Linked DNA regions of Homo sapiens: region 1 is linked to region 2. A link is a loop called in an ENCODE intact Hi-C map of the cell type or tissue named here. Cell type or tissue: natural killer cell. All regions are shown on one strand. Links, peaks and the distances in the headings refer to the core of each region. The heading gives the core; the rest is flanking DNA.

Region 1 (6,563 bases), core at 1,558-4,057, 190 kb after region 2:
GAGCAGAATGAGATCTAGATTTTCTCTTATTTTTAAAGAAGATTCTTCACTGACTTCCTTTCACTTTTTGTTCTGTGGAAGTCTTTCCTAGGTGTTAAGTTTCCAGGCTTTACCTCCCCCTACCCCCAACGTATTATCTTTAGGCATTTTGTTTGCCAATGCGTACTATATCCATTATTTATCTTTCCCTTGCACTTGTAGATTGGGTGGTGATAAAAATCTTCCATATTTCATTTTCCTGGAGAAGGCGGGTAGAGTCACTAGTGATGAATTTTATCTTCAATCTGTTGTATAATTTTCTTAAAGTATCTCGCCGTGTTGTGAGCTGTTCTCAGATTTCAAATTGTTTTGTGAACCTATAGCTTTGGAGCAGCCAAACCTTTGTTGTTAGAGCTTCTTAGCCCAGGCTATCATTATCATTGTGTGAGAAGGGGTTAGTGCTCTTTAAAAAGCCATTTTTCTTCTGGGTGGGAGTGGTGAATTTTAGATGGTTTTCTAATTCAGACTACTTTTCTGTTTGTCAAGGAGAGGAGAAGAGGACTTCAAATGTGGTGTTACATCTTTGGGATCCCTTAGCCTCTTCTCTTTCATGTCTCCTTTTTTTTCTTCTCTATTCTTTCTGCGAAGTTTTGTTAATCATTAATGCTAGCTTATTAATATTTGGGCCATAAACACCTCTGTAGTGACCAACACACCTCTTCCTGCCAGATGGAAGGAAAAAAAGTGTTGAGTTTTAATTGTTCTTCCTGTAAGGGGAAAGGTTCCCTTTCCATGGGAGGAACTCATCTCCACATGTCACCCTCTCAGATGGTACAGAATTCAGAAAGATTTCTCAGTTTCTTCCATTCATGTTTTTCTCGTTTTTATTACTCTCTATGTGGGATAAGTGGGAGGAACCTCATGTCTTTCAATTTGGCTCTGTGTTCTTCTTCTGGAATATATTGATTTTTAAATACTAAAATCTGTTATTGGCCTATTTCTTCCCCTTTTAAAAGCAGATACAGAAAATAATGATGGTAGAACAGACTTGGGATGAATCCAAGTTTATTATAATTTTTAGGAGACATTTATGATATACCTCTATAGGTATCAGAATCTTTTCTACTATTAAGGTGAAAAGATTTGAGATTTTGTGAAATCTTTTGTGTATTCTTTTTATTTGAGTTGGCTTTTAGGTGGCTTATTTTTCAACTCTGAAATGAACATAACATGTTACATATGTTACATATGTTACAATTTTTTTCTAAAGTGTAGTTGTTTAATTTCTACAAAGATAGTCCATATAAAGTTTCTAAAGATTGTAAATTTAAAAGGAAATGCCAAATGAATTATTTGTAAAATTGTTTAAAAAAATTAATAAATAATGAGTGTGTATTTAAAAGTTTGAACATGATATAAAACCATACTTTTATGGATAAAGATTAGTTTACAGTGAAGATTAAAACAATTATGCACTATTTTTGACAGTGGAAACAATTGCACATATTTGGGTTAACCACTAAAATGAGATTATTTGTGGGTGGTGTTTAAGATTGTTTATTGTTCAGGGAATGAATTATGACCCCTTAGATAAAATTTCATATGGTAAAAAATGACCTTAAGGTGAAATGCTTTTATAGGAACAAGACACAAAACCTTTGTCTGTACTTATGAAATATGGCAATTAAAATAACTTTTCTTGGCCTCTATTAAGTTCAAATGCCCAAGAAATAAACTCATAGAACATTATAAGCCCTTTCCATTTCTGTGCCCTGAGTCAGTTCTAACACTAGAAGGATGTTCTTTGTTTTAAAATAGTGATTAAGTAGGCTTTGAAAAAATTACAGTTTAATGAAGTCAGGTCATAGCTTCTGGATACAGATGGTCAGGTTTCAATTCCACCTGTGCAACTTTTGATTCCACCATTGCAAGTTGTTTAGTCTCTCTGGTTTTGTTTCCTCATCTGTAAAACAAAGACACTATTATTCTTCACCTCATTGAGTTACCTGGAGGAGATAGATGCTATTATTTTATCATTATTATTATCATATCCATTTGAAGGTGCTGAAATAAAATTCTAATTTTTTAAAGTTCTAAATGAAATAACTTTTTGTTACAAATTACTTTAAATCATCAAAACTTAGTGTATTATACTCTTCTTCTTGCCTGTGCCTAGTCTGGCCCTCTCAATTGAGAAGTCAGTCTTTTTTTTTTTTTCAGTAATCCACAGTGAGCAGCAGTCCCTGAACGAAATCATATTGCTAGTTGGGTTTGATTAATAAAACACAGAATTGGTATTCTAGTCCTTTCAGGGGGGTTTGCTTCCTTGTGATGTAAGAACCTTGTCTTAGTCTTTGTGCTGCTATAACAGAATGCCACAGACTGGGTAATTTATGTCAGGGTTCTGGGGGCTGGGAAGTCCATTATCAAGGGGTTGGCATCTAATGTCTTTCTGTTGCATCATCCCATGGTAGAAGGTGGAAGGGCAAGAGAGTGAGAGAAGAGAAGGAGGCCAAACTCCGTCTTTTATCTGGAACCCATTCTCCACTCCTGTGGTAATAGCATTAATCCATTCATGTGGGCAGAGCCCTCATGACCTTATCACCTCTTAAAAGTCCCACCTCTCATCACTGTTGCTTTGGGGATTAAGTTTCCAACACGTGAACCTTGGGGACACGTTCAAAGCATAGCAAACCTCAAAGCTTCCTCCTTATTTCTGTTTGTATTAGGTATGTTATTCCCTCCCCTCAATCTTTTTTTAAGGGTTTCTGTGATATCAGTGTTCAGAGCATTTGTATTTTGTCTACTATGTTTTTATGATATTAGTGTTCAGAGCATTTGTATTTTGTCTAACATTTACTACCTTAAATATTTTGTCAGTATAAAATATTTAAGGTTTTGCTGCTTTTATTACTTTATGAACACATTTGTCAGGAATCTGATTGTTAGAAAGCACATTAAATAGAATTCTACTTGGATGTGGAATCTATAAAGAGTATAATAAGGTTTTGATATTGAGGATGTCAGTGTATGAACAGCTATAACAATCCACATTAATCTATTTTCTGTAGTTGTGTTACTTCTAACTTTCAGACTTTATCCTTTCTTTCATATCTTGTGTCTTCCCTAAAGTGGATCCAGTCAGTTTTCTGGTTATAATTACAATTGAAAAAAAAAAAAAATTCAACCATAGTTACTTCTTTATTCAATTACGTTGTTATTGAGCGCTTCCTGTAACATTTGGTAATGATCATAACAAGTAACACCCAGGTACTTACAATTGGCCAGACATTGTTTTAAATGTTTTATGTGTATCAACTTATTTAAACTTCACAAAACCCCTACAAGGTAAATACTGCTGTCCCCATTTTAAAGATGAGGAAACTGAGACAGATTAATTTGCCAGTGTAACTCTGCACTACACAATGTTGTACAACGGTAGATGCCACAAATATCTGCTGTCATGAAGCTCAGTGTTTTATTTTTTGATACCTCAGAGTATCTCCAGTTGTTTTTATCGTTAGTTTCTTCATTTATTCAATATAAAGACATTGCGCTAGATACAGAAAACATGGAGAAACTTCTAGAAGATGACAATTTATAAGGCAAGTCAACCATGTACATCATTAGTAGATGTATAAGAGCTACATATGCCCCAAACAGGAAACCTTTTAAATGAAGATTATTATATATGTTTTAACATACTGTGTGTATGTACGTACACACACACACACACACACACACACACACACACACGGCTATATGTGAATCACCTGGCTTTAGTCTTTCTTTCCTCCCCAGTTCTTGCCATAATTCGAGGGCTTCAAGAGTTCATGCAGATGATACTTCTCACACCTTGGTCTAGCAGTTTTCTTTCTTTCTTTTTTTTTTATTTAATGAAATTTCAGTTTATTCAGATAAAGACTAATGTATGCCTCATAACCTAGTGATAATCTATAAGTTTGGGAGTTCACAACATTTTTACAAAGCACATAATATTAACATTCAAGTGAGGCATTATAGAAAGTTTTATAAAGAATGAAGTAGGCCAGGTATGGTGCCTCATGACTGTAATCCCACCACTTTGGGAGGCAGAGGTGGGTGGATTGCTGGAGGTCAGGAGTTTGAGACCAGCCTGGCCAACATAGCAAAACCCTGTCTCTACTAAAATACAAAAATTAGCCAGCCGTGGTGGCACATGCCTGTAATCCCAGCTACTCAGAGGCTGAGGCAGGAGAATTGCTTGAACCCAGGAGGCGGAGGTTGCAGTGAGCCAAGATCATGCCACTGCACTCCAGCCTGGGTGATCAAGTGAAACTGTCTAAAAAAAAAAAAGAAGTCTTTACTATAATTCTTTTAAAAAACCTTGGTTCATCTTGAAAGACTGATGAATTTTTGAAATACCTGCAGAAAAGGAAAATAATCCCCCCCCCCCCCCCAGAAATACATACAAACCACTTATTGGCACTTGTGTTTTAAGTACCTGGAGAAAAACAGGACAGATTTTTAAAGGCAATTAATAACAGCTTATACAAGGCCTTGTTTCATTTGCTTTAGCACCAAGTAAAGTAAGAGTAAATATGCTGTGGAAGATGGTCAGGTTTTTCCTCCTTCTCTCATATGCCCCACTTCTCCTACCAGGTCACAGTACATCAGCAGCCATCCTTGTTGCCCCACTGAGGAATCACTTTAGATTCCAGTATTTAAATGGCTGCTCAGATGAAACCAGTAGAATTCTTTCCCCTTAAGATAAGGTGGCAGTGAATGCTAGCAGGTATCAATTTCTTTGATCAGGAACAAAGAACTCCTTCAGAAAACTCACTTTTTTGGTCTTTGTTAACCTATCCTGTGAATTCTTTTTATTGGCACACCTTGTTTACGAATCATGATTGATTGCTATTTATGCCAAGGGAACATTCCGCAGGCATGCCTGATCTATTTACTAATGACAAAGTATGCTTACTTTACATAATTCCATAGGTTTTCTCTTTTATTTTTGGGAGGAGGGGTATAATAACTTGTTATTTATCAGGGCAGATCATATATTTGGATCAAAAAGAGAAACTGGCAAGTAGATCCTAAAACACATTTCTTAACCCGAGTAACATCTGAAAACATAGATTTCAATTATATTTTGTTGAAAATTCATTCAACTTTGGTGCTTATCCAAGAACTTATAATGTCAATTTCTGACAAAAATTATAACCCTCAATACATATGTATTTTCAAAAGAAGAGTCATCTTAAAGTAATATTTTTCTGTATGTTAATTGATACATTTTTATAGCAAATTGAAAATTCTGAGTAAATTGAAAGTATGTTTAACAACAAAATAAATACAGCATATATGGTTAGCTTATATATTTATTAGTGTAAAGGCAGCAGTGAATTTGTATCTTACAACAAATCTGTGAATCCAGTTGCTTTTTTTTCTGGAATTTTATGTAGTATCACCATGCTCCACAATGCTAGAAATGTGGCATTAATCTGCAAAAATTTCTGATGAGATACTTTCCCCAAATGACATGTAACTTTTTAAAACTTTTCCAAAAAATATGGACATTTTATCAATCACTTAATCTTTTTTTTTTGAGACAGAGTCTCGGTCTGTCGCCCAGGCTGGAGTGCAGTGGCGTGATCTCAGCTCACTGCAAGCTCCACCTCCCAGGTTCACGCCATTCTCCTGCCTCAGCCTCCCGAGTAGCTGGGACTACAGGCGCCTGCCACCACGCCCGGCTAATTTTTTTGTGTTTTTAGTAGAGACGGGGTTTCACCATGTTAGCCAGGATGGTCTCGATCTCCTGACCTCGTGATGCACCATCTCGGCCTCCCAAAGTGCTGGGATTACAGGCATGAGCCACTGCACCCAGCCTATCAACCACTTAATGAACAAAAAGTTAGATTACTACCAATTGTTCATTTAATTTTGCTCTAACGTGTTTTAAAAGTTAAGACATCTCTGATGGTTTTGCAGGTGACTGGATAAAACACACTAGATGATTTCAAAAGATTAATCTTAGTATCTGACTCGTTTGGCACATCCTCAGTATCCAGAATAAAATCAGTAGAAATAAAAGTAATATAACTTTCAAAGAATTCATACATGCTGGAGGTCTTAGGAAAAGCAGTTTTTAAATTCAAGGAATAGGAGGTTTGCTCATCTTACTAGTTACACACATTTCTCCTCATGGAGTAATGGCAGCTTTCTGGCTTCTTTGTGGAACTTTAGTTTGTAGAAAAGCTTGGTAATATTCCAGGACTGGCTTTGTTTGGGCTTCATAAGCCTTTAGTCTTTTGATAACCGTCTCTGGTTTATCATCCTCATGCTGAATGAGAGGATCCCCAGTCAGATCATCAGTGCCCACAGTTTTGGGAGGGTTGAATTCAATGTTGTAGACTCAGCCACTGGCAGGATGAATCTAGCGAGCAGTAAGGCATTGTTTAATGACCTCAAAGGGCACATTCGGGCTAATCACTTTGTCTGTCTAAGAAGCTTAGTCTAGGGCTTCTGCCTGTGGAAGTGTCCATGGAAAACCACCCAACAGCTAGCTATACTAAGTGAGATTTTTCAGCTCATATAGGGCC
Region 2 (6,563 bases), core at 2,065-4,564:
AATCCCTTATCTCTTCATGAGCTGTTTGGCTCATGCTGTTTTGATTTCACCGGAACGGCTGAGCCTTCAAGATCCCTGGCTCTGGCCTTGTCTCTTCAATGGGTCCCTTTGGGCCTCTGGGCTTAATGTCTTCAATGGAGATCTTGTGGGATATGGGATAATGTTTCCAAATTTGTTTTCCAGAGCCTCAGCCCCTGGGAGCAGCCTAGCCGGGGTTTTGTCAGTGTCCCCCAGCCCCTCCTTCCTTTCCTCTTTCTCCCCCTCCCATCCCTCTCCCTCCTCCATCAGCAGCTCCCTCCCTGTTGGCTTCATCACTCAAGGCTGATCTGGGAGAAGCCATAAGGGTGTTTGGTGGCTGGGCTCAGCTGGAGAGACTCAGAGGTGCCAAAAGCCAATTTCTAGTTTCCAACCTCTCCATCTTTCACTAGTTCTGAACAGATTTGGGGATTTTAAAGGCTTTCATCAATGCATAAAACCTCTTTTCACTCATCCGTGTCCCTGGAGATCTCCATTAAAGGGACAGCCACTCTCCACCCCATGAAAAGATTCTTTTTTTTTTTTTTTTTTTTTTGAGACAGAGTCTCGCTCTGTCGTCCAGGCTAGAGTGCAATGGCGCTATCTCGGCTCACTGCAACCTCTGCCTCCTGGGTTCAAGCAATCCTCTCACCTCAGCCTCCCGAGTAATTGGAATTACAGGAGGTTGCCACCATGCCTGGCTAATTTTTGTATTTTTTTAGTAGAGATGGGGTTTCACCAGGTTGGCCAGGCTGGTCTCGAACTCCTGACCTCAAGTGATCCGCCTGCCTCAGCATCCCAGATTGCTGGGATTACAGGCGTGAGCCACCATGCCTGGCCAAGACTTTTTTTCTTCTTATTAAGGGAGTCAGGACTGATGGTGCTACTGAGTGCACAGTGGCCTCAAGAAACCCCCAGGACTAGGTGAAACCATTACCCCCGTTGACTTGAAAAATCAGTGGGGATGGGAGGAGCTGTCTTCCAAGGTAGCCCCCCCTCCAGTGCTGGGCCCCTCATCTCCTACAGACCCAGGCTCTGTAACCACTGCTGGATTGCTGAGAAACTAAGAGCATCTGCCTGAGGAAAATAAGCTGAGATCCTTAACAAATCCAGATTCTCCGGCAAATCAGATGAAGAGGAATGTAAATGCAGGGTGAATTGCATTATGCTTTAGGCCAATACCACTCAGGGCCCAGGCACACAAGCTGTGTGATTAGATGAGGCCTTCAAGTTGCAATCAGGCTTCAAATCTGATGTTCCACTCTTCACATATAGGAGCTGATGGAGTCCTAGGGTCACAAAGGAAACAAAAGACAGAGCGTTCTAACGGCATATTTCACAGATGCAAACACTTACACCCAGAGTATAAGACATGCCCAAAGCCACGCTGGACTCATTATGCCCTCGATCCAGGAAGCATTTCTGGAATAGGTGCTGAGAGCCAGGAGGTGAGACCTCCCATAGGCACAGTCCCTGTCTTCAAGGAATTCCCAGTCCAATCAGGGACACGAGCTTGTAAACCTGGCATCTCCTATACCTGGCCCTCAGCCCAGATCTGAGTGAGAACCTCTGGGGCTGGACCTCAGGGCACACTTATTTAGACACTGCAGATGGTCCTGATGTGGGCTCCAGGCTGGGGACTCCTGTAGACACACAGAATGGGATAAGAGAACCAGAAGAAGCAGCTCACCGTACAGAGGGAAGAAGAGAAGAGTGGCGAGAACCCAGGGAGGGAAGTAATGAATGTATGCCTTCATTCCACACTTTTGTTTTGTTTTGTTTGAGACAGAGTCCAGGCCAGGCTAGAGTGCAGTGGTGCAATCTCGGCTCACTGCAATCTCCGCCTCCCTGGTTCAAGGGATTCTCCTGCCTTAGCCTCCCAAATAGCTGGGATTATAGGCACGCACCACCACACCTGGCTAATTTTTGTATTTTTAGTAGAGACGAGGTTTCACCATATTGGCCAGGCTGGTCTCAAACACCCAACCACAGGTGATCCACCCACCTCAGTCTCCCAAAGTGCTGGGATTACAAGCGTGAGCCACCGTTCCCACAGATGCTTATTGAGAGCCTGGAATGCCTCCTGGGTGCTGGGACTATGGCAGTGAGCAAAACAGATTTTAAAATCCCCATTCCTGTGGAGATGATGGGTCTTGATCTCTCCGTATATCTTCACGATTGGTGGAGAAGTAAAGGAAGAGAAGTGCTATGATTCGAATGTCTGTCCTGTCTGAACCCCATGTTGAAATTTGATCCCCAATGTGGCAGAGTTGAGAGGAGGGGCCTTTAAGAGGTAACTGGGTCATGAGGACTCTGCCCTCATCAGTGGATTAATCCATTCATGGATTAATAGGTTGACAGATTAGTAAATTATCATTGGAATGGAGCTGCTGGCTTTACAAGAAGAGGAAAAGGCCGGGGGCAGTGGCTCACACCTGTAATCCCAGCACTTTGGGAGGCTGAGGTGGGCAGATCATGAGGTCAGGAGATCGAGATCTTCCTGGCCAACATGGTGAAACCCCTTCTCTACTAAAATGGAAAAAAAAATTAGCCAGGCATGGTGGCGGGCGCCTATAGTCCCAGCTACTTGGGAGGCTGAGGCAGGGGAATCTCTTGAACCCAGGAGGCGGAGGTTGCAGTGAGCCGAGATTGCACCACTGCACTCCAGCCTGGCGATAGAGCGAGACTCCATCTAAAAAAACAAAAAAAAAGGAAAAGAGACCTGAGTCAGGACACTCAGACTCTCACCATGTGACACCCTGTGCCACCTCAGTCCCCACCAGCTATGACCCATCAATCTTGGACTTCTCAGACTCCCTAAGTGTAAAAAATACTTTTCCTTTCTTTACATATTACCCAGTTTCAGGTATTCTGTTACAAGCAACAGAAAATGGACTAAGACAGGAAAGGGTAACTAAAGGCAAGGAACAGCAGTGGAGTAAAATGAGAGAGGCAGAAGAGGTGGATGGAGAACGGCTTCACCGAGCACGGATGGAGGGGAGATGATGCATGAGGGGGGCATGACGAAGCTGGAGACGGGGGCTTGTGCTGAAGGTGCTGGAGAGAATATTGCCAAGAAGAGGAGGAAGAGCTGAAGGGACAGGGAGTTTAAGATGTGGGCTCCAAAACACGGTGTAGATGATGACAAGTTCCAGGTTGTGACCCTGGGATGCTGCGTTGGAGTGGAGGTCAAGCTCTGGGGGGGGCGGCAGCAGCTTTCAGACTGCGAAAGTCCATGACTTGCCCATCCACTGAAAAGGAAGTAACCGCCCCCTGCACAGCCTTGTTTTTGTGCCTTCTACCTACGTTACCAGCTGTGAAATAAAACTAACCGTTGTTACCACTTCAAGCACTTGGGGTTTGTTTTGTTTCTTTTTGAACTGAAGTAACCATGGGTACCTGGTAACCTTGGATAGATAAGTGTGTATCTGAGTTTCCCTCTGAAAACCAAGCTGTTGATGGATTTCCTTGACAGTGTATTCTTTCCTGTAACTAATATTAAATCTAAAAAAAAATGAAATTGCTGGAAAAGTACCCATTTATGTTATGCTTTATTCCTCTAGTTAACTGATAGGGTGATTTTTTTTTTTTGAAACAGAGTTTCGCTCTTGTTGCCCAGGCTGGAGTACAATGGCGCCATCTCAGCTCATCGCAACCTCTGCCTCACGGGTTCAAGCAATTCTCCTGACTCAGTGTCCTGAATAGCTGGGATTACAGGCATGCGCCACCATGCCCAGCTAATTTTGTATTTTTACTAGAGACTGGGTTTCTCCAGGTTGGTCAGGCTGGTCTCGAACTCCCAACCTCAGATGATTTGCCCATCTCGGCCTCCCAAAGTGCCGGGATTACAGGTGTGAGCCACCACGCCTGGCGGTGATTTTTTTTAATACAGGAATTTCAGGCTTGGTCTGGGGAAAATGTATAAACAAAAATTCCCTGAAATATGCAAGTTTACTATTATGATTTGCCCTGAAAATAATATGCTGATCAACTCTATGCTTTTTTTCATGTATATTTGTTAAATTCTGGTTCTTAATTACAGCTTTGCATCACAAACAATGGTTACGTAAGTGTTTTGTTGTGTTTTGCTTTGCTTTGCCTTATTTTACAAATTTGATTGTGGTTTCTGAAAAGCCTTGAATTATTTCAAGGAGTTATTTATTCGTGTAGATGAATATCTCTATCCAATAGACCTGGAAGCTGATACTAAAACGGCTGACCAAAAGATAGATGCATTTGTGACCCTTGTCTCCCCAGAAACTACTGGAAGGACCAAATTTATGATCACAACAACCTTTGGTGCTGGCCTTTGTGCAATTTCCTTGCTAGGGCTCTGTGGCCTCTCTCATAGCAACCTAGCTAAGGGGAGGGTCCCTATGTGTGTGGGCACCAGCACATAGCGGAATTGAGAGACTTGTGTTTGCATCTTGGGGCTGCCACTTTGTAAGTAGAAAGGCTTTGGTTTCCTCAATTTCACAATGAGATTAGAATATCCTTTTCCTCCCTCACTTCTCCAATAATCTGGATGCTATGCAAAGAGATCAAGTCCCATCACCTCCATCATAACAGGGACTTTTTATTTAAATTTGTGTTGTTCTCTACCATAGTCGCAGCACCCAGGAGAGTGATGGACACGGGAAAGGCTCTCCTAAACAGCTGCTGAATGAATGCATGCATTCATTACTTCACTCTTCTCTCCTTCCCTCTGCATGAGTGAGCGGCTCCTCCTCTTCTCCCACCCATACTGTGGACTTCCAGGACCTCCAATCCTGAGTGAGCATCAGGATGACTCAGGGTTGGGCTGAGGGCCGGGTCGGGGAGGAGCCAGGTTTACAAGCTCATGTCCCTGATTAGACTGGGAATTCCTTGAGGGCAGGGACTGAGTCTCTGGGAGTTCTCACCTCCTGGCTCCCAGCACCTGTTCCGTAAATGCAAAGTGTCGCCCAGAGAAAGTATGCACTCGGCATCTATGGGTCTACTCCTCAGACTGTCTGACTCTGAGACTTGTTAGATCTTGCAGTCCACAGAAGCACTTTACCCAGGTTCCTTCAAAACATCTCCTATCAAGGAGTTTCATCCGGGCTTCTGAGGACCTGGCTTGAGGGAAGGAAGGGGGAATTCCTGACTTCAACATTCCTCACTGCTCTGGACATAAGGGTTCACTTCTGGGGGCACAGGCACGCCCAGCCTCCCCTCTGCTGATGCAGAAAGTGGAGCCGTATTTCACGTTTTGTTCAGGCCCCTCACCCCCAGGGGCCCACAGCCTGGCAATCGATCCCAAAGCCTCTTGCACCGCTCCTCCTAGATGGCCCTAGGACCTCAAGTTTTGAGGGAACAAACATTCTGGTCCAGTACCCTAGAGAACCCGAGTCAATATGGTAGCATGTACGTGAGCCCAACTAATCCTGGGAAACAAAGTTCGTCCCTATGATGAGCATAATTTTCAGAAGGAAGATAGTATATTTTGTAGGAAAGAGCATGGGGTTTGGAGGCCTGGGACTTTGGTTTATGATCTTACAATCTGTCTCCTCTTGCTAGCTTTGTGACCTGTGGTGACTCACTTAGCTTCTCTCACTTATAGATCTGACATCTGCAAAGGAGCATATTAAGCATAGCCACCTCCAGAGTTTTTGTTAGATGAATCAGAGCACAGATCCGTCTCCCTGACTGGTTGCTAATTAATCTGTGTTGCTAATTAACCTTCCCTCCCCTGCAATCCACACCCCAAGCCCTTGGTCATATCACTGCATTGTCCAACAGAAAGGAAGTGTAAGAAATATGGATTCTTCTTTTAAAACCCTGATAAATTACTTAATGGAAGGTGGAGGAGGTTAGGTCTGTTTTGGGTTGAAATGGGTTTTCATGAGTGAGTTGCAGATCACTTAGTCCCCCATCCCTCCCTCAGTTTCCCCTGGAGAGGCTGCACTCCAAGCATATACCTGTCTCCTATCATGTGGAATCCAAGTCAGCTCTTCGTTTCACATCAGCAGGCTTTCTCTTCAAAACAACCCCACTTTGCTACTACATGACCCCCTCTTATACAGAGGAGTTTGCCACAAATTACTCATCAACATGGGTCTGGGCACATAATTGCTTCATCTCCCAGGCTTGGCACATCTGTGTAAATAGTTTTGATTAGTTTCAGTCTCACTTAATAGTAACAGTTGTGTGGGCCAAGGGAGGTTAGGCTTGATCTTAGACTAAACCAATTAGCAGCAAGGCTCCCACTCCCCCGTCTTTCTGCCCCACCCCTGCATCAATGCCTGCATTTGTAGCAGTGAACAATCTCTAAGGTGATTGTGCCAAGTTCTAAGCCGGGACTTTCAAAGACTTGCCTGGGTACTGCCGCCTCTGCACATAAACTTTGAGAGCACTGTCCAGTCTGGACTGAGCCTAGCTACCTCTGCTATAAGTCACCTTTAACGTAAGTTGCTCTTTTGGGGGCTTCCATAGTTTAAATATGTTGAAAGTTGGCCTCTAACGTGAGCTTCACCCAGTAGAGCCAAGTTGCATGGTTTATAAAAAATGTTATTTCAGTTATGTGATAT

What was found. Peaks named below come from ENCODE experiments on the same cell type or tissue, not always from the same donor. Only the 100,000 strongest peaks of a DNase experiment are listed, where the experiment ranks them.
Region 1: it touches region 2 in a loop (2.7-fold over the local background); 9 of 110 quality-filtered maps call a loop at or near these places.

The regions. Positions count from the first base shown.
Region 1 is chr10:32,944,605-32,951,167 of GRCh38, reverse strand. The region is part of intron 1 of ITGB1 (integrin subunit beta 1); the gene reads left to right. It also overlaps the pseudogene AK3P5. Among named protein-coding and RNA genes, the nearest start is that of ITGB1, 10 kb to the left of the region's middle. In natural killer cell, for the core only: no CTCF peak of the experiment used is centred there; a DNase peak (open chromatin) is centred at 2,607.
Region 2 is chr10:33,136,064-33,142,626 of GRCh38, reverse strand. No RefSeq gene overlaps it. Among named protein-coding and RNA genes, the nearest start is that of IATPR, 23 kb to the right of the region's middle. In natural killer cell, for the core only: no CTCF peak of the experiment used is centred there; DNase peaks (open chromatin) are centred at 3,346 and 4,366; H3K27ac peaks cover 1,134 bases.